Linked DNA regions of Mus musculus: region 1 is linked to region 2. Evidence: chromatin loops called from intact Hi-C (ENCODE). Cell type or tissue: left cerebral cortex. All regions are shown on one strand. Links, peaks and the distances in the headings refer to the core of each region. The heading gives the core; the rest is flanking DNA.

The links. Hi-C counts contacts between places; a loop is a spot of excess contacts. Peaks named below come from ENCODE experiments on the same cell type or tissue, not always from the same donor. Only the 100,000 strongest peaks of a DNase experiment are listed, where the experiment ranks them.
Region 1: it touches region 2 in a loop (4-fold over the local background); 6 of 42 quality-filtered maps call a loop at or near these places.

Annotation. Positions count from the first base shown.
Region 1 is chr5:135,484,375-135,494,927 of GRCm38, reverse strand. All of the region lies in intron 1 of Hip1 (huntingtin interacting protein 1), which reads left to right. Among named protein-coding and RNA genes, the nearest start is that of Gm52790, 46 kb to the left of the region's middle. In left cerebral cortex, for the core only: CTCF peaks have their summits at 5,526 and 5,726; DNase peaks (open chromatin) are centred at 4,843, 5,545, 5,950 and 6,520; H3K4me3 peaks cover 2,270 bases; H3K27ac peaks cover 2,614 bases.
Region 2 is chr5:135,541,216-135,551,768 of GRCm38, reverse strand. Hip1 (huntingtin interacting protein 1) reads left to right here and starts at 6,647. Exons shown (of 31, transcript NM_146001.2): 1 at 6,647-6,832. The coding sequence starts at 6,713. Gm52790 (a long non-coding RNA gene) reads right to left here. Exons shown (of 3, transcript XR_003955807.1): 3 at 10,454-10,553. In left cerebral cortex, for the core only: a CTCF peak has its summit at 6,118 (motif pointing right); DNase peaks (open chromatin) are centred at 3,809, 6,347, 7,253 and 7,556; H3K4me3 peaks cover 2,204 bases; H3K27ac peaks cover 1,535 bases.

The sequences.
Region 1 (10,553 bases), core at 3,610-8,609, 57 kb after region 2:
TGGGTTTGATTCTCAACACCCACACGGAGGAGGCTCACAACCACAAATAAACAGTTGAAAAAAATACAAAAAACAAAACAAAACAAATCCAGGGACCTCTGGCCTATCCCTGCTTATCCCCAGGTTCCATGGTCACTGCTCCTTATATCAGCATGTATCTCCGTAGTCATAACAATGCCTTCTGCCCCAGCCTCCCGGATGCGCGTAGGATTGAACGAGACAATAGACCAAAAGGTATTTTGTAAACACTGCAGCCCTGTAGAGAGAGACTTTATTTTTAAAAACAATAGCGTAACAACTAAGGCTACAAGCCCTTTGACAAGCATTGTTTGATTACTAAGCTTATCACTGGGAATTACTGAAATTGATCACCTTTACAACGCAATGCTCTGTATCAACGCCCTACCCTGGCCTGGCCCCCAAGGCCTGTGGTGTGGAATGTGTAGGGCCAGGCTGCACAAATCTGGTCACCAGTAGGTGTCAGCCTCCACCAGGACACATCCACTGGTCTATATACTTGTCAAAGAATGGCAGCTTTCTCCCTTTTCCATAAAACTTTCTTTTATGTGTGGTACTGAGGCTTTCACACCTGCTAGGAAAGCACTGTCACTGAGCCACGCCCCCAGCCCCTCACTGGAGGATTCTAGGCAGGTGCTCCACCACTGAGCCACGCCCCCAGGCCCTCCCTGGGGGATTCTAGGCAGGGGCTCTACCGCTGAGCCACGCCCCCAGCCCCTTACTGGAGGATTCTAGGCAGGGCTCTACTGCTGAGTCATGCCCCCAGCCCTCTTTATATTTTGTTTGTTTGTTTAGGTTTTTTTGGTTTTTACTTTGAGGTAAGGGTCTCACTTAAATTGCCAAAGATGAGAAGTATGGTAAAGTGGGAGGGGTGAGAGACTGGGAGAAGGTAGACTACAAAGGTGGGAGGGGAGGCCAAAGCATTAAAGGTCTTGATTAAAAAAAAAAAAAGGGGATCTGTTTTTTATTTGAGGTTGGCCGATGAGAAATTATAATTAAATTACTGTAAGAATGATGAGAGAGAGGGGGCTGGAGAGATGGCTCAGCGGTTAAGAGCACTGACTGCTCTTCCGAAGGTCCTGAGTTCAAATCCCAGCAACCACATGGTGGCTCACAACCATCCGTAATGAGATCTGACACTCTCTTCTGGTGTGCCTGAAGACAGCTACAGTGTACTTAATTATAATAATAAATAAATCTTTAAAAAAAAAAAAAAAAGAATGATGAGAGAGGAAGAGACTACAGGCAAATATGTAGATCAGTTGAGAGGGTGTGTTTGTTTTACAATTTTTACTCCATTTATTTATTTACTTATTTATGTGCTTATTCATTTATTGGTGGGGCCCACACATGTCCCACATATGCCACTGTCCTTGTGTGGAGGTCAGAGGGCAGCTTCCAGTAATCAGTTGACTCCTTTTATCATGTGGGTCCCAGGGATCGAACTTAGTTCTTTAGGTAAGTGCCTTTAGGTGCTCAGCAGCCCCCAGAGGCTGTTTTCTGAGACACTTCTGCACAGGCCTCGCCCCTGTAAATGGAGCAAGGTACATTCTTGCCCCTGGCTAGCTGGTCCTCTTTTGTCACAGCTTCAGGGTGAGGTAACTGGAAAGCAGCCCAGCCCAAGGGCAGTTTAGGCAAGCTTCAGTGCTTGCTGGCCTTTGAGCATGTGCATTTCCAGTAATCGCTACAACAAAGCTGACCACAGGCTCAGTAGTTAAAACATCAGAATTCTGGGGCCAATGACAGGGCTCAATGGGTAAGGGTGCTTGCCACCAAACCCAGTGACCTAAGTTCAGATCTCCTGGATCCCACATGGTGGAAAGAATGGATTTTTGCAAACACACACACACACACACACACACACACACACACACACACACACACACGCACACACGCACAGCCTCTCTCTTTCGTAAATGTAATAAAAATAGAAGCAGTACCTTGCCCCCTCATCTTCTTATGGCTCTGGAGCCCAGAACCTGGAAATTTATGTTACTAGGTCACAATCAAAAGTTTTGAATGGAAAAAAATAGAAAGGAAAGGACATGACTTCTGGGTGTGGTGGCGGAGAAAGTTTATTGTAGATACAAGGGAGAGCATAGCCAGAGGCAGGGACACCTTACAGAAATCAGTTGGGAGAGTCCAGTTGGTCATGCCCCTTAGCCATGTGAGGAGGGGAGGGGAGGGGAGGGGAAGATAGGGACAGGAGGGGAGGGGAGCCAGGTTCAGTAACTAGGAGGCTCAAAGAGAGAAGTCCAAGAGGGCAGGTAACCAAATGGTTGGATTCTAAAGGGAAGGGCATCTGGAGCAAGGGCAGCACAGCCCCTGGCTGGAGGGTTCAGGTCGGGTGGTGGTGCCATCCAGGGGTTAGGACTTAGGGGTGCAGGGAGAACCTGGTGGCCAGTGTGCCCTTTGATATCTTAAGTAGGCACCTCAGCCATTTGTCCCAGGTTTAAACTTTGTGTTGGTAGTAGGTTAAGTGTTTGTTCCTCAAGCATGAAGACTTAAGTTCAAATCTCCAGTGCCTTTTTAGCTAGGTATTGATGCAGACTCTTATCTTTCCAGCGATCTGCAGGCTTTGGCAGGGCATTGAGATTGCTGTGAGTTCAAGGCCAACCTGGGCTATATAGAGTTGGGGAGGGGGGGAGGAGAGTGAACACACCTCAGCTAGGTGTGGTGGTGCATACGTTTAATCCTATCACTTAAGGGGCAGTTCCAGGCCAAGTTTTAGGTCAGCCAGGGAAATGTGGTGCCTGTCTCAAAAATAAATAAAAATTAAAAAGCATCACCCAAACTCGGGGAATTTATAACTGGACACAAAATCACACACCTTAGATCTCAGCACTCTGGAGGCAGAGGCAGGTGGATCAAGGTGACTTTGAGGCCAGCCCGGTCTATTTGAAACAGACAAACACAAGTCAGCATTTGTAAAAGATGGAGAACAGAACTGCTACAGAGCATATGAGACCTTGTTGGAAAACAACAAAAGCCCACACTCAAATAGAAAAGCAACTGTTGGGAATCCTTGATCTGTCAACCATTTCCATCCAGGCTTAATGGTTCACAAACTTCCATCCTTGAGCAGTGTCTTGCTTGGTAGCTCCTGGCTGTGCAGCCTTGGCTACTCTGGAAACCCTGGTTCTCCTGCCTTTGTGCCCGGGTGCTAGGCTTTTGGCCAGGAGCCACCACACCTAGCTCCCTACATAACTTCCTCTTTTAGATCACTCTGATTGCATGCTCGCCCCCACCCACCAGAAGGCTTTCGGGAAAACCCGTCCCAACTTCATAGATAAGAACTCTGATTCCAGAGGAGGGGAGATCCTCTCCTGCCCAGCAGGCTCCTTCCAGTAGGTACAAAGAGACCCAGTGTTTGCTTCTTGGTATTGGGTGGACCCTATCCCTTCTTCCTTTGAAAGTCTTGTCGAGCTTGTCCTCAGATACACAGTATGCTTGAGGCCAGCCCTGGCTCCAAACAGGAGAGCCTGTCAGGGCTATTGGAGGTCTTTAGTCCCAGCACTAAGGAGGTAGAGGCAAGCAGATCTCTATGGGTTTGAGACCCACCTAGTTTACCTGGTTATAGAGATTTACAGGCTAGCTAGGGTTACATAGTGTAACCATCTAAAAAAAAGAAAAAGAAAGGAAGGAAGAAAGAATGGAAGGAAGGAAGGAAAGGAGAGAGAGGAAGAAAGAAAGAAAGAAAGAGAAAGGAAGAGAGAAAGAGAAAGAAAGAAAGGAAGGAAGAAAGAAAGAAAGAAAGAAAGAAAGAAACCAACCAAGGGTTAGGGAGATGGCTCAAAGGCTAAGAGTACTGGCTGTTCTTACAGAGGACCTGGGTTCAGTTCCCGGAACCCACACTGTGGTTCATGACCATCTGTGGTTCATCCCCAATTCAAGGGAATCCTGTGTCATCTTCTGACCCCTACGTGCATCAAACATGCACATGGCATGCAGGCAAAACACATATATAACGTAATTAAGCCATTGAAGGAGTTGGTGGTGGTTCAGGGAGATGACTTGCCATGGAAACAAGAGCATTTGAATTCAGAATCCCAGAACCTCTGGGAAGAGCTCAGCACAGTGTCTGTGACCCTTATATTGGGGAAGCGAAGGTAGATGTATTCCTGGAACTCTCTGTCCTACCAGACTCCCAAATGAGTAAGAGACCCGGTCTCAAAAAAAAAAAAAAAAAAAAAAAGTCAAAGCCAGGCAGTGGTGGTGCATGCCTTTAATCCAAGCCCTTGGGAGGCAGAGGCAGGCTGGTCTCCTGGTCTCCGTGAGTTCAAGGCCAGCCTGGTCTACAGATCAATTTCCAGGACAGTCTGTTATCCAAGACCCTACATGATGGAAGGAGGGATCCGATCCGACTCCTGAAATTGCCCTCTGAACACCACACTTGTTTTATGACACCGTGTGTTAACGTTTACAGAGACTAAAAAGAAGAAATGCTGGAGAGGGATTGAAGGCCCTCTGGCCTCCATCTTACCTCCCTCTCTACGCACCATACACATAAAACAAAGGTTTTTAAAGCAGTATGCTCCAACCGTGGGGCAGGTCTGGAAGCCGTTTGGGATTTGTGTGGCACTGTCCGCATTGAGGTTCACTATCGGGGGTCAGTTCACTCTCCTCTGGCCCTGTTTCCTTCCTGTATAATTGAAGAGTTGGCCTAAGTGGACTGTCAGGTCCCCGGTGTCTTAATTGCACGCCAAACCGCACTGCTTCTGATTTGGGAGGGATAAGATGGCAAGCTTTTGTCTCCTGGGAAACCTTCCACCAAAGGAGCCTCTGCTGTTCTAGGCACCAGCTGTGCCTTGCCTAGCAGGGAGCCGGCCGAGGGATTCTCTAAAGGATGGGCAGCGGGATTGGGCTCTGACCGTAGAGGTTCTGAGAGGGGCTAGACACCCAATTTAGAAGCCAGTCCATTCTATCTCTTCTCCGGAAAAGGGCAAGCTTTTGGCCATTTGCGAGCAGGGGCCTGTCCCTAGAACGCTGGAGGGGAAGGATATCTGGTACCATCATTCCCATTCGCCCATCTGTTTAGAGCCCCCAGCCTCGTATTGGAAGGCCCCTGGGGATTAGCCTCAGGAGGCCAACCACAGCCTCTCAATTACCTCATTGTCCACATGGGGGCGGGGGGGGGGGGAAGCCATGTGGGGAAGGGACAAGGGGGTGGACCCCTGCCCTCGTTGGAATGTGCATGCTGGTGTTTGAAGGGGCATCTCTCCCGCCCCTCTGCCACCTCCCCCGCGCACTTCCTGAGTCCCACCAAGCCCTCCACGGAAACACGCGCGCGCATGCATGCACGCACACACACACACACACACACACACACACACACACACACACTTCCTGGCGGTCTCCAGCTCCTGGCTCTCCAGTGATCCTGTCCCATCCGCCTGGACAGCTGCCGAAAGAGACCTTTTGTTATTCAAATCACACCCTCCTCTCTGAGCTTCCAGGGACCTCAGGGTCCCGGAATCCATCGCTGGGTGTCCTCACCTCTTGCGGCGGATCTCCGGGTTTCCCGGGCCCTCCCCTCAACAGCACATTCTCCAGTTCCACCGAGGAACCGCGCCTCCCCCGCCGGCGCGCTTCCCCTCCCGTCCTCTCCTCTTCGATCCCCTCCCCTCCCCGCCCCGCCCCCGCCGTGCTCCGTCCAGCCGCGGTGCCGCCGGCCACCACCAGGGTCCCCGTCGCCCGCTGTTGCCAGCAAGCAGCATGGCACCCCCGGGGCTGCAGTAGCCGCCGCCAGCCTTCACTGGGGGGTACCCGGTATCTCCCGGGGTGTGGGGCGGACACCCTATCGCTTCGGTCATGGATGTGAACAAGATGGTAAGTGAGAGCTTTGGAAGCGCTATCTCCCCGCCCCCACCCGGCTCGCATCCCATCTCTCCCCCTCCCCCCTAGTCTGCAGCGTGATCCATTGAAAGTTTTCTGGATTGTTGATTCTTCCTGCCTGTTGGCCCCGCTCCGCAGAGCGCTGGGAGAAAGGGAGAACCCGGCCAAGGATCTGGAGGCGGCTGGCCCGCGGCGCTGGGGCTCCCGGTTTCCCGCCGCGCCAGCTGCCTGGGCTGCCCTGGGCCGGGCTCCCTTTCCTAAATTAGTCAACCTGTGAGGCGGAGGAGGGAGGGCAGCGCTGCAGGAAGGGGCTTCTGCTATCCCTTCGGAGCCCTCTGCTAGCACAGTGCTGGGGTTCTACTTGGAAGGTTTGTGGGCTGAGAGGTACAGGTGTCCCTGGGAGGGCTAGTGAGGAGAAACCCTGGTTTTGGCCAAAGTGAGGGGGCGGGAACGAGGACCCCCCCACACCCCCTTCCCGCATCCGAGCCCAGTGCTTGGGCTCTCAGAGGGGCCATGTTCCTAGATTGGTCACTTGTAAGCCTCAGACTTGGTGGGCTTAGGGAGCAGCGACCCCTTTCTTGGCCCGTTAAAGTATCTAATATTTTGGTCCCTTTAGAATGGAGGGGTCTGTGATCTGCCTCCAGAGCAGCCCCGCCCCCACTCCAAATACTGCAGGAGATGCCAAGATTGTGGCTCATTGATCCAGACCAAGGAGCGAATCTCAACGGGAATCAGGATGTCCTTTGGGAGATCCGAGATGGATGGAGGGAGTCTCTCTGGAGGGCACTGCAGGTTTTCCCAGAGGGATCGCTACCACTCTGGCTGACTTTAGACCTGGTTTCTCCATTTTTGCTGTTCCCCTCAATGGTGGGCTATGCTTTTGAGAGACCCGGGGAAAGAAATAGATTTGAAATCTGTGCGTGACTATAGGCGACTTGGGAACCTGTAGCTTACAGAGAAGAAGGGTTGAGGTTAATTTTCTATAGAGGGTACGTTTTTTAGGGTGCAAGCACACCCTAGAAAAGACAAGCCCATTTTGGTCCCTGCATACATAACCTTTAGCGCTGTATCTAGATTCTGGATCAAAGCTGGGTGACAGGTGTGATTCCCCCCCCCCACCCCCCCCAGGAGGCCCTTTTCCAAAAGTCTTGAGTTTCAACACACCCTCCTCCTGCCCCCGCTGTGGGGAGTGAGGACTGGGTGAGGTATCTCCTGAATCCTTGTCTTTCTGTGAAGACAAAGCTTGTCTATGGTGGGACAGTGCCAAGAGGCTAGACCCTGCCCCCATTCCCTGTGTTTGCATTGCAGACAACTTAGAACACCCCCCCCCCCGCGCCCAAAAAAATAGCCCTCTTGAGGGCTAGAGAGGAAAGTCAGTCTGTAAGGTGCAAGTATGAGAACCACAGATTAATCCCCCAGCCCTGTGGAAACAGCCCCTGGTGTGGCAGCCACACTTGCACTCCCAGCTCTGGGGAGGTGGATAGGTGTATCCCGCTGGACTACCGGTCAGCCAGGGTAGTTTCATTTGCAAGTCCCAGGCTGAGTGAAAAGTCCTGCGTCAAACAATGTGGAGGGCACCTGAGGAACATCTGCCCCCTCCCCACAAATGTGCTCACTTGAGCCTGTGCGCACACCCACAAAAAGAAGGGGGAGAGAGGGTTGATTAGATGGCTCAGCTGGTGAAGCACTCTCCGTGCAAGTCTGACAACCTGAGTTCAATCCCCACAACCCCTGGGAAGGCGGAAGGAGAGAACCAACTCCATGAAGTTGTCCCCTGACCTCTACATGGGACACACATGCACACACACGCACATAAGCACACACATAGCCAACTCCATGAAGTTGTCCCCTGGACTCTACATGACACACACACACACACACACACAAATAATGGTGGTGGTGGTGGTGGTGGTGGTGGAAGACTTAGGACTGATGAAGTGGGTAGAGAGACTTGTTGCAAAGCCTGACAGCCTGAGATTGGTCCCTGGGACCCACGTGGTGGAAGGAGAGAGCCGACTCCTGTGAGTTGTCCTCTCTAGCTGAAGAAGTGGCTTGGTGGGAAACTTGGTTGGCTGCTCCTTTCCTACAGCTGTCATAGCCACACACAAGAGTCACCTGTGTGAGCTTTAGATGAGGGTCCTGTGGCTGCTATTCCAGATGGCCCTGAGCCCCCACCTGCTTTCATTCAAGTTCTATCCAACCTGACAGGGTCAGGGACTTCTGCCTTTAAATTCTTAAAAAATAAATTCCCATTTATGCATGTATGCATACATATACATATACATGGATCGTGTGTGGCAGTTGGAGGACAATTTGCAGGAGTTGGTTCTTGATCATCTGTCTAACCTATCGTGTAGGCTTCAGGGATCAAACTCAGATCTTTAGGCTTGACGGCAGATACCTGGACCCAATGAGCCTTCTTACCACCCAGCTTATCCCTGCCTTTAGAGTCACCTTACTTCTGGCGTTTCTCCTCCCTCCAATTCTTCCAGTAGCCCATGGTATTTATTTATTTCCTGTCATTGTTGTACCAAGTGCTGGAGTGAAGGAAGAGCACTGAGAAATAGAGCCCAAGGTCTCCTGCTCCCTGGGACCGGCAGGCCAGGCGGGGGGCAGCTTCTGCGAGGCTCTGAGCAGTAGGTACAGAGGGCCATAGAGACTCAATACAGAGTTCAGATGCTGTGTGAGAAAGAAATGGGGGTGGGGGTGGGGGTGGGCAGAGGGTGAACAGTTGTATTCCAAGCAGTGTCGAGGTGGGGACAGGCAGATCCTTGGGGCTTCCTGGCTAGCCCAGCTGAACCAGGGAGCTCCAGGCCAGTGTGAGATCATAAGTGGGAAGCAGGAGATGGTTAAAGTGCTAGGTGCATGAATGAGAGCATCCAGGCTTGGGTCCCCACCAGTCGCCTGAAGGCTGGGCATGGTGGCATATGTCTGTAACCTGAGGGCTTGAGGCAGACCCCAGAAGCTGGCTGGCTAGCCAGTCTTCGCAATCAGTGAGCACTGGATACAGTGGGAAATCATGTTTCCAAAAAGAATGTAGAGTCTTGCATGTTTTTAATCCCAGCCCTGAGGAGGTGGAGGCAGGTGGGAGTCTGTGAGTTCAAAACCAGGCAGGGCTACATAGTGAGACTCTGCTTTTGAAAAAGACTAAAAGTGGAAAGTGAATGAGGAATATGTCCTGATGTCGATCAAGTGCTGGCTTTTGAATGCATTCACATGGGTGAGCACACATGTGTATAACACAAGCACACGTGCACACATACACAAGCAAACTGGACAGTTCCTGAGGACCAGCATCAGCATCCAACGTGGCCTTCACACACACATTACATACACACACACACATACACACACACACACACACACACACACACACACACACACACAGAGGTGCACATGCACACAGTAATAAAGTTTAAAGCCCTGGCTGTCTCTGGAAGGCTGGGTGGAGTTGGTTTTTCTAGAGCAGTGAAAGGGGAATGGGCAGAGCCCACTGGGTGAGGCTGGGCATGGAGATTAGAGATCAGGAAATAGCTGCCTGGTCAGTTGTAGCCAGGCCAGGAAGGCCTTAAATGCCAGTGATGGCGCTCAGCCTGTAGGGACTGGAGACTGTAAGCAGAGGCTGTGTATTGATGGCCTCTCTCCCCTTTTAGCTTGGAGTCTAAACAAAAGTGATATTTGATTCTCATTAATCATTGAGCAGCCCAGTGTCCAGCCCAGAAGCCATTGTCCCCGATTCTTTGTGAGGAACACAGACCCTGGGTTGTGTCGCTAAGAGAACCTTTCCAATCCCGGGCCCTTGGCGCCTGCTTCCTCTTCCCACAGGAGGCCTGGGTTGCTTTCTGTTCTGACCCTTCCTACTCCCATCTTTGGTATGAAGCCTCTCTACGGTGGCCTAGAGCTTTAGGGTTGACTCCCCCAATCCATCATTCCAGACGCATTCCTGACAGAACCTATCATTACTAGCCTTGAGAGTTTGAACTCTGTGGTGGTCTTTGTTGGATGAGAAAAGCCAGGTTAAAGTTCGCCTAACTCCCTGCATGACTGTTAACAAAAATTAGTTACATTTGCATATATATATGAATGTTTGCACACATATACATATATGTATATGTAGGCTGGGGAGAAAAACTTGCAAGAGTTAGTAACCTCTCCTACCATGTGGGTCCCATGGGGACTCAACTTGTCAGGCATAGAGGCGGGTACTTCTGCATATGTTCTGAAGAATTGTACTTGGATTGTATCTAAGGGTTATTCTTGATGTGATGGAACACTATGACCAAAGCAACTTGGAAAGAAAGAATTTATTTGGCTTACATGTCCATACTACTGTTTATTATCAAAGAAAATCAGGGCAGGAACTCAAACAGAGCAGGAACCTGGAGGCAGGAGCTGATGCAGAGGCCACAGAGGGGTGCTGCTTACTGGCTTGCTCCTCACTGCTTGCTCAGCCTGCTTATAGAACCCAAGACCACCAGCCCAGGGATGGCTCTACCCATAATGGGCTGTGCCCTTCCACATCAATTACTAATTAAGAAAATGCTCAACAGGCTTGCCTACAGCCTGATCTTATAGAGGCATCTTCTCAAATGAGGCTCCCTCCTCTCCGATGACATTAGCTTGTTGTCAAGTGGACAGAATACCAACCAGCACAGATTGCTTCTGAGATTTTTATAAGATAACTGGGTATGGTGGTGCAC
Region 2 (10,553 bases), core at 3,651-8,650:
ATAAGGCGGGACTCCCCATCATGGTATTAGTGGCTTCCTAAGAAGAGAAAAGAGGTTTGAGCTAGCATGCCCACTCTGTTTCTCAGTGTGCTGCCACGGGCTGTGTTGTAACAGATCAAGAAGACCCTCTTCAGGGCCAGCACTTTAAAGCAGACTTCCCAGCCTTTACACTTAAGAGAAATAAATTATGCTTTATCTATTTCACAGCCTCTGGTATTCTGCTATATGGCCAGAAAATACACTAACATAGGTCCATGATAATATCATTTCCTTCAATCTACTAGATGACCGAGGTGGTGATGGGCTAAATACCCGTTTCACAGATGAGAAAGTTGAGGGTCATGGATGTTATATACACAGACATGATTCTAACACTGCACTGCGGGTTAACCCATTCCAAAAACTGTGCTGCCCCCACTTGTACTGCTTCACTCCTCTGAGGAACACATGGCCAGCTGCCCAGTGCACTTAGCTCTTCCTTCCGTGTCTGTACCAAAGCCTGAAGCTCCTCTAAGAAAAGACAAAAACCAATCAAGCACAGTGGTGCATATCCACGAAGCTGAGGCAGGAGGATTGTGAGTTCAAAAGCAACTTGGGCTATTGAGTGCCCTGTAAAGGCACATCTTTCTAATGCACTGGCCATGGCGACACCAGAAGTAGCTGTTCACTGCCACCTCCTGGCCACTTTTATAAGAACTGTTAAGAATTTGTATGGTGTGGTTGCTTTTGCCTACAACCCCAATATTTAGAAGGCTGAGGCAGGAGAATCCTGAGTTTGAGGCCAGTTTGGACTAGGCACCTAATGCCAGGCCAACCTGGGACAAGTAGGAAGACCTTCCCAAAAACTAGGGAAAGAAGGAAGGAGAAATGGGGAGAAAGGAAGGAAGGAAGGAAGGAAGGAAGGAAGGAAGGAAGGAAGGAAGGAAGGAAGGGAAATTTAAAATTAGTTTGAGATATGATATGGTCTTATTCTTTTGCCTAGCCTGGCTAGGATCCTCTTGACTCCACTTTCTGGCCACTAAAATATAGGTACGTGTCATCATGCCTTTCACTGGGGGATTCTAGGCAGGGGCTCTACCACTGAGCCATGCCCCAGCCCCTCACTGGGGGATTCTAGGCAGGAGCTCTACCACTGAGCCATGCCCCAGCCCCTCACTGGGAGATTCTAGGCAGGGGCTCTACCACTGAGCCATGCCCCAGCCCCTCACTGGGGGATTCTAGGCAGGGGCTCTACCACTGAGCCATGCCCCAGTCCCTCCCTGGGGGATTCTAGGCAGGGGCTCTACCACTGAGCCATGCCCCAGCCCCTCACTGGGGGATTCTAGGCAGTTCTCCAACTCTGAGCTATATCCTTATGCTTCATTTTATGTCTTATATTGAGAGAGTCTCACTAAGTTGCCCAAGATGGTTTTGAGCTTGCTCTCTAGCCCAGGTTCTCAACTATACCACCTCCCACTTCATTTGTATGAGTACCTGGTGTGGTATACCTGGCTCACAAGGCTATTTCCTGGATTCTCTCATTCCTTTCCCTCCCTCCCTCTCCCTCCCCCTCCCCTTCCCCCCTCTCTTTCTTATTGCATTACTGGTCAGGAAAGTGGCTCACACCTTTAATCCCAGCACTAGGGAGGCAGAAGCACTCAGATCTCTGTGAATTTGAGGTAAGTCTCATTTACAGAGTTCCAGGACAGCCAGGGTTACACAGAGAAACCTATCTTGAACATTCCTCCCTGCAAGCTACTATAAAGGGACAGAGCATGTCCAAGAACCACCCAAGATGCGCAGGTGCAGAAGATGGGGGGCTATCCAAACAACCCATGGAGAGCTAGCCCCTCCAGTGAACAGCAAATGCTTGTGGGGTTAGCACAATTTCTCATTCACTGGAATGCTGAATGTGTTTCTGTTATGACCCAGCCTGTCTTGGTCCTGGGTTGGGAGCTGGGGAAAATGGTGCAAGTGAGCCAATGGTGTCTTAAAATTTTAATAGTTCTGTGAAGTTTCTTTTTATGATGATTTCTGCTTAAGCTATTTCACCTCTCGTTCATCCTTCCCTTTTATGGAGAACACAGGACATTGTGGAAACACTTGTTAGGAATCCCCTTCTCTCCCTTTTCTTTCAAATGACAAGTCCGGGTGATGAGGTCGTGAATTTTTATTTTCCCTTTGTTTTTGATAAACATTTGTCTTTTGGATTAGGATAGCATAATATGTTTAAATGGGGAAAAACACTATGATTTTGTGCAATTAATAAAGCTACTGCAAGAAAAAAAAAGAAAAAGAAAACTTTTTTTGGTTAAAAAAAGGAAGAAGAAAAAGAAGAAAAAAAGAAAAAGACCCAGGGGCTTTGGCTTCTGTTCTTCCCCAGCTTGCTGGCCCCTCCCTTTCCACTGCATGTCTGTCTTTCTTAGAAATAAACAGTTTCTGTTTCTCTTGCTCTCCAGGTGACCCTGGTTCAATGCTTTGAGACGCAAGAACCTGGGTATCCTAGCCAGGACTCTGCAGACCCCAACTGAGACCTGTAGATATCTTCAAACCAGACTTATATATGGTAAATAGATCTAAACTAATTGGGACGCTTTGCCCATTGCGTGCGTACACGGGTACCTGGGAGCCAGAAAGGAATATACTGTATGGTTCCTTGGAGCTCGAGTTAGAGGCGGTTATAAGCTGCTTGACCTGAGTACAGGGAGCTTAACTCTGAACCGCAACCGAATTCTCTCTTCAAACTTACATTAATTGTGTGGGTGCGCGTGCACGCGTGAACACACATGCACACATGTGTTTACCCATGTGGAGGTTAGACAGCAACTTGCAGGACTCAGTTTTCTTGTTCTTCATGTGGATCTCAGGAATCAAACCCACACTGGCAAGTCGGGTGGCAAGTGCCTTTTAGCTCCAAGCCATCTTGCTGCCTGCTCCTGTCTTATTATATTTCGCTGGTCTCATGTAGCTGAGGCTGGTCTAGAACTTGCTATGTAGCCTCCTGCCCCTGTCTTCTGAGTACTGGGATGACAGGCACAGAGCACCAAACTGTGCCAGGTTTATGGGGTGCTGGGGATGGAATCCAGGTCTTCCTGGATGCTTAGACAAGCACGCTGACAAATGAGCTGCATCCCCCACCCCGAGCCATGGTCCCTTCTTTTTGACCTGTTCTATTTCACAGGAAAACTAACTGTCTTGAATCTTTCCCGGCCCAGTGCCTCCAAACCACAAATTTCTCCTTCCCACTCTGGTTTACTCAAATAAGAACTAGGCTGAGCCCTTAATCCTTGTTTAAGAGACTGATGTTTATTGATGCCATAAAATCTGAACAAGGAGGCCTAAATCTGTCTTTAGCTGATCCCAGAGCATAAGACCAGTGTGGAATTCAGAATGGCCACACCAGGGTCAGAGTGTTAGGAGCATTGTCTGCTCTGCTGGCGTTCTTCATCGAAGTCATTCCCTTGGGTACTGGGGGTGGTAGGTCAGTTGACAAAGCTTACTTAAGTAAGCTCAAGGCCAGAAAGAACTCCTGTCTCAAAAAAAAAAAAAAAAAAAAAAAAAAAAAAAAAAAAAAAAAAAAAGCACTGACTGCCCTTCCCTTCTAGAGGTCCTGAGTTCATGAGTTCAATTCCCAGCAACCACATGGTGGCTCACAACCATCTGATCTAGTGCCATCTTCTGATGTGCAGAAGAGAGATGGGCTGGAGAGATGGGCTCAGCAGTTATGAGGACCCAAGTTTGGTAGAGGGTGGCTCACAACCATCTACAACTCCAAGGAATCTGACACCCCATCTGGCTTCTGCAGGCACCTCCACACATATCACACACACACACACCACCACCACCCCCAACACACATATCACACACACACATACCACCCCAACACACAGTGCCAAAACACACTACACATTCCTTCCCCCTAGAACGCAATTTATAGATCATCCCCTTAAATAAATACAGTCTCCGGCTAATCCTCCTATCACTCTGGACCTGTGAAGCCCCTCTTCCCACATCCCCTTGGCACAAGCTTACTCACATGACTCCTTAAGAGGCAGAGCTTTCTCCTCTTCTGTTCTAGAGTCTCCCCAGCTGTCCTGGCTAGTTTTATGTCAACCTGACACAAGCTAGGGTCATCTGAAAGGAGGGAACCTCGATTGAGAAAATGCAACTTCTCCAGAAGATTCAACTGTAGGGTATTAATTAGTGACTGATGGCAGGGAGGGCCCAGCCCATTGTGGATGGGGCTACTTGTCCCAGTGTCTACTGAAAAGCAGGCTGAGCAGACAGTGAGGAGCAAGCCACTCAGGCCTCTGCATCAGCTCCTGCCTCCAGGCTTCTGTCCCTTTTGAGTTCCTGCCCTGACTTCCTTCACTGATGGACTACAATGTGGAAGTGTAAGCTAAATAAACCCTCTCCTCCCCAGCTTGCTTTTGGTCATGGTGTTTTATCACAGCAATAGGAGCCCTAACTAAGATTCTAATCTACTTTTGCTCCTACTCCCTCGGACCACTTTCATCTAGGCTTTGTAACTTGGTGCCCACAATGCCACTGTGCCCAGCAAAAGCCTTCTTGGTGCTTGCAAATGCTCACTCCTCTTTTATGCCTCTATCAAATGTGAACTTTCACCCAGGCTTTAATTTAGAAAAAGTCATTGGCCGCTTCGAATTAAACTCCTCTTCTGATGATGGCACAGTAGTGAAAGCCATTGCCGAGCAAGGGTGTGTGTGCACATCGCCACAGTCGGGACCCTAGGCCAGCTGGTTTGTGTGGCCCGCCTAGAAATTCCAGCCTCTGAAGTGGGAGACAGAGACTCTTCAGAGCCAACAGGCTAGTGTGGCTAGCCATATCAACAAACCCTGAGTTCCATGAGACCCTAAGTCAATGCGAGATTCAAGAGTGATGATGACCCCTGACATCGGCCTCAGATCTCCATGTGCACAGGTGCACGAATGTGCTTGCACACGGTGCGACACACCTGCAAACCGCATCTCTTTCAGTGTGGGAGGCTGGGGGGAGGGTGTCTGTGGGTAGTCTGTATACAGGTATATGCCTGTAATCCTAGCATTCAAGAGGCTGAGGCAGGATTTCTGGGAGTTCAAAGCCAATCTCAACTTTTTAGTGAAATATTATCTTTGTGCATGTAGGTGTGCATGTGTGTGCAGTACTGGCTGTCCTGGAACTCACTCTATAGACAAGGCTGGCCTTGAACTCAGAGATCCATCTGCCTCTGCCTCTTGAGTGCTGAGACTAAGGCTGTGGACCATCACCACCCGTCTTGAAACACTGTTTTTAAAGAGCATCCCTGGTGTGACCACTCAGTGGGTAGGTTGCTACACTAAGCCTATCACTCAAGTCAGATCCTGGGGTCCACACGGTAGAGAACAGAATCTAATTTGCTTTCTGACCTCCACAGAGTGCTGCCGTATGAACACAGTCCCACACATACACACAGGTACAAAATGTGTGTAAAACGTTAAAGGAAAGTCAAGCCTAGAGGCCCACGCCTATAATCCTAACAGTTGAATGGAAGAGGCAAGAGGCTCAGGGATTCAAGGGACTCAGCGACATAGTGAGTTTGATATTGTCATTAATTAAAACATTGCCTAGTACAAGTGAGACTTGTACTGGCTTCTATTGCAGAGCTAGATGGATAGCACCATCAAATTGCTTAATGCTTAACGGTGCCACTAGTTCTGTTAGTGAAGAACCTGTAACTTTTTTCTTTGCTGAGGAGCACTTCCCAGTCTGTAGGTGCTCCCAGAACAGGATGGGAGGAGTGGACCCTACCATAGTTGAACAAAGAGCATCTGTTGGGGTTTCTACCGAGATAAGGTGAGAACGAAGCAAAGTTTGGAAAGCTCTGGGGAGATCCTCGCAATCACAGGCCAGTATTTGGGGACCCTCCAGAACGGTCCTCCAGAACGGGCAGAAAGGAATGCACGAGGAGGGGACTTCGAGGACCACTAAGGCCGCCATCGCGGGTCCACACTGACGCAGAGTTCCCCAGCAAGCCGGTGAAGCATGGTGTGCAGCCATGCTTCCCTTGATCTGCCTTTCCATCCCCTCGGGAACTCGTGGCGCCGGCTGGACCGCAGGTCCTACTGCTCAGAAACCCGCAGCAGAGAAGGGCCCAGGAGGTGGCGCTTCGAAGTAGGGTGGAGTCAGCAAGGGCTGGTCTGTGGCAGCCAGGCCCCACCCACTAGCATGACGGACAAGCCTTCAGAGCAATCATAGTGCTTTTATGGTCCTGGGGGGTGGGAACAAAGGAAGAGTGACGGATGTAGGGTGGAGCCAACAAGAAAAGGTTAGGGCAGCCCATCAAGCCAGCCTGTTGACAGATAAGTCTTCAGACCAATGACAGTGCATGTAGAGGCCTGGAAGGCGGTGCATCGATTATGGGGCGGAGCCTAGGGGGCAGGTTAGGACAGCAGCCCACCAGGTCCTGCCCACTAATGATAATGGACAAACCTTCAGACCAGTCATAGTATGCGGACCGCCCTGAGGCGGGCAGCGGGTGAAGTGAGCGGAGCGCCTCCGAAGTGGGAAGAGGGGTGTGGGGAAAAGCCTCTTGGAAACATGGGGTGGGTTCTGAGGGAGATGGACAGCGCTGTCAACCAATGGAAGACGGAATCTGTCCCCGTTAGCGCCGGATCCCCGCGGGTAGGGAGGGGCGGGAGGCTCCGCGGGGATCCCGGGGCGGCCGAGGGCCCCTGACTCTGTTCACCCAGACAACATGGACCGAATGGCCAGCTCCATGAAGCAGGTATCCAACCCGCTGCCCAAAGTGTTGAGCCGCCGCGGAGTTGGTGCTGGGATGGAGGCTGCGGAGCGCGAGAGCTTCGAGCGGACTCAGGTGAGATTCGAGAACCCTGGGGCATCCCTGGGGCACTTGGAGTGATGCAGGGTGCAAGAGAGGCTTGGAAGGGAGTGGGACTTGCAGACTCGGGAAGGAATTAGGCAAGGTGGCTGCGATCGGAATCATTTTGGGGTAGGGAACTAGGCGGGTCCCAGGGAGGTTCGGGATCTACCTGGGCATCTCCACTGGCATAGGGGTCGGGGTGCACTCTGGGGAACTGCAGATTCCTGCGGCTGAGGGGACGGTCTCAGTGAGCACCATCAGGGGTCACAAGGGAGGCTAAAGGGAGTTGAAAGGGGACTGACGGAAGGGTGCTCCTGGATAGGGGAAGCACTTGGAAGTCGCTTGGTTTTTGCCAAGTGTGGGAACGCCAAGGTGGGGGTGTGAAGGGTGGCTCTGGTCGCCTTACTTTAGTATTGACTCTCCCTACACTTCCCAGCATCTCGCTCAACGGTGCCTCTAACTTGGCTCTCAGCAGCCCCAGCTGTTGGCCTCAGAGGCTGGGCCAAAGGGGTCTGAGTGATGGGAAGGACCGTAAGAAATGTGAAGTGTGGTCCAACTTGTAAAATGGCCCGGGGGTTTGGAGGAACGGGGACGCGCAGCCTGGGGTAGGAATTGAGGCGCTTGGATTGTCAGAGCTTTGCGTGCCGGCATAAGCTGTCCAGTGATACTCAGACTCCTGATTTGAGGTTTTGCTTTCACCCTCCAAAATATGCCTGACAGCTAATAAGCAGACCGCCTGCCTTATTTGTCTGGTCTGACCAGGGCAGATGGCCAAAATTCCACCGCAGTTATCAACAAAAAGCCACTATCCAGTTTTACCTCAGGCTTTTATGCATGCTGTATTGATCGGACTGAATCAAGTTGTGAGGCTCGGGGTGTGTAGTCATCAGTTCATCTGTATGTAAAATCTGTTTCTGAGAGTACAACTCCTCGGATCCCACTGCGGATGCCGGGCCGGTAGATTTCTTCTACTCTGGCTCTCCGAGTTCTACTTTGAAGATCTGAGTTGACTTCAGCCAGAGGCAGGTCCCCTGTCGTGTTCTGTGAGTAGGAAAGATGGAAGAGATAGGGAGGGCCTGTGTGTTCTATAAATGGACCTTGCTCGGAAGAAAGCCTTTTCACCCCAGGGGACTTTACACCACCTCTTGTTTCTGAGACCCCTGGGTCCACTTCTTGTGTCTGAGGGGGGAAATGGGGTAGTTGTACCCCGGGAGGGGAAAGAGAGACCACCGTCCACTTACCTCTCAATGTCTATAGAGTTTGGAGCTTTTTAAATTTCTCAGATCTTTTGAACCTTGGGCGTTGTTGCCAAAAAAAAGAAAAAAAGAAAAAAAAGTTTTCATATCCCCCCCCAACCTCTTTTATTTTTAAACTGAAAGAAGAAAATAAACTGGAGCTATTTTATAGCATCCGACTTAAAACTGAGGCAATAAGTTAGACATAAAAGTTTGAGCTTACGGCCAGCGGAGGTGGCTAAGGGGTAAAGGCTCCTGCCAACCAGTCTGGCCACCTGAGTTTCATCCCAGGAAGGGAACCAACTTGTCCAAGTTGTCTGCTGACCTCCATACTCAAGCCGTGCCATGAATACCCCTCCATATACATACACCCAAAATCACTTTTAAAATGTTTTTTTTTTTTTTTTTTTTTTTTTTTTTTTAGTTTGAACTTAATACAGAGTGATAGAATTGAGGCACTTGAATGTTTCCAGCCATAAGTAACATTTTTCCTAGTTGCCCAACAGGAAGACTGGTAGGCAGTGTCTAGTTTTACCTTCTGTAGAACACTTGTTATGAGCCGTGTGTATGTGTGTGTGTGTGTGTGTGTGTGTGTGTGTGTGTGTGTGTGTGAGAGAGAGAGAGAGAGAGAGAGAGAGCACTGAGATATTCTATAGCAGAGCTTTTCAGTTGTGGAAGTCTCCCCCCAGCCCCCTTTTTTTCTTTTTGGTTTTTCAAGACAGGGTTTTTCTAAGTAACAGTCCTGGCTGTCCTGGAGCTCACTTTATAGACCGGGCTGGCCTCAGACTCACAGAGGTCCTCCTGCCTCCTGAGTGCTGAGTTTTTTGTTTGTTTTGTTGTTGATGTTGTTTTTAATTTGTTTGTTTTGTCGCTGTTGTTCTGTTTTATTTGAGTGAGAATCTTATTATGTTGCTCAGGCTGGCCTGGAACTCAGCTGTGTAGACCAGGCTGGCCCTCAAACTTTCATTGGGAGACAGAGGCAGGAGGATCCTTGCAAGGCAGTGTGGTCTAAGTAGCAGTTCCAGGCGAACTGTGGCTATACATATTGAGACTCTATCTCAATCAGAATTTCAATAACCCAAAAATTAAAACAAACAAACAAACAAACACACTGGTGTCTTCAGAGACTAAGAGAATCAGCGTGGGTTTTATAATAATTGTAGCTAACTACTATGTTTGGAGGTCCTCTAAGTACAGTCCTTGATTTGGTATCTTTAATCTTCTCAAGAGCTGATGGAGTGGTTATCAACCCCATTTTGCTTAGAGGAAATTGAGGCCTACCGAGCGAGGTTAAATAACTTGCAGGGTAACACAGTTGGAAGTGGTCCCAACCTTTAACCACATCCCAGCTACCTCTGAGTCCTGAGCATCCCCGGAAGATAACTGAGTTCTCTTCAGTTCCTTTTGCCTTGAGACAGAGTCTCGTGCAGTTCTGCTGATCTCAGACTAGCTATGAAGACAAAGATGATCTCAAACCCCTGATCCTCTTGCATCCACCCTGAGTGCTGGGATTGCAGGAGTGTCCCACGGTGGCTGGCTTTAGGCAGCGCTGGAGATGGAAGCCACGCTTCATGTATGCTAGGCAAGCGTTCTCCCAACCGAGCCCCATCACCAGCCCACAGGAGACGTCTCAGTTTGGGGGCCAAGCACTGGGTGATGTGCTTTGACGTATGGAACCATGAGCCCTCAGGCAGACAGTCTGACTTTCCTAAGCCTCAGTTTCCCAGCTGTAAACTAAAGATAACACAGGGCTGGGAAGGTGGCTCAGTGATTACACTTGGTGCACAAGCTTGAGAACCTGAGTTCAGATCTCCAGAACCCACATTAAAACAAAACAAAACAAAACAAAACAAAACAAAACAAAACAAAACAAAACAAAACAAAACAAAACAGGTGTTGCTCCTGTTTTAGCCAAATCAGTAAGATTCAAGGTCAGTGAACTGTCTCAAAAAAAAGTGGAAAGAATTAGAGGAAAACACCCAGTGTAGACCTCTGGCCCCTACAAGTGCACACACACGTGTGCATCTGTGTACATCAGTGTACAACATATATATATACATATATATATACATACATATATATATATATGTATATATATAATACATATATAACATAATAGGGGCTGGAGAGATGGCTCAGTGGTTAAGAGCACTGACTGCTCTTCCAGAGGTCATGAGTTCAATTCCCAGCAACCACAAGGTGGCTCACAACAGCTACAGTGTACTCATATACATTAAATAAACAAATAAACATATAGTATTTAACCTTGCAGTGTATGTAGGGGTGTTCATGCCACTGCACAATTATGGAGGTCTGTTTCAGGGTTTTACTGCTGTGAGTGTGAACAGACACCATGACCAAGGCAAGTCTTATAAGGATAACATTTAATTGGGGCTGGCCTACAGGTCAGAGGTTCAGTCCATTATCATCAAGGTGGGAGCTTGGCAGCATCCAAGCAGGCTGAGCTGAGAGTTCTCCAT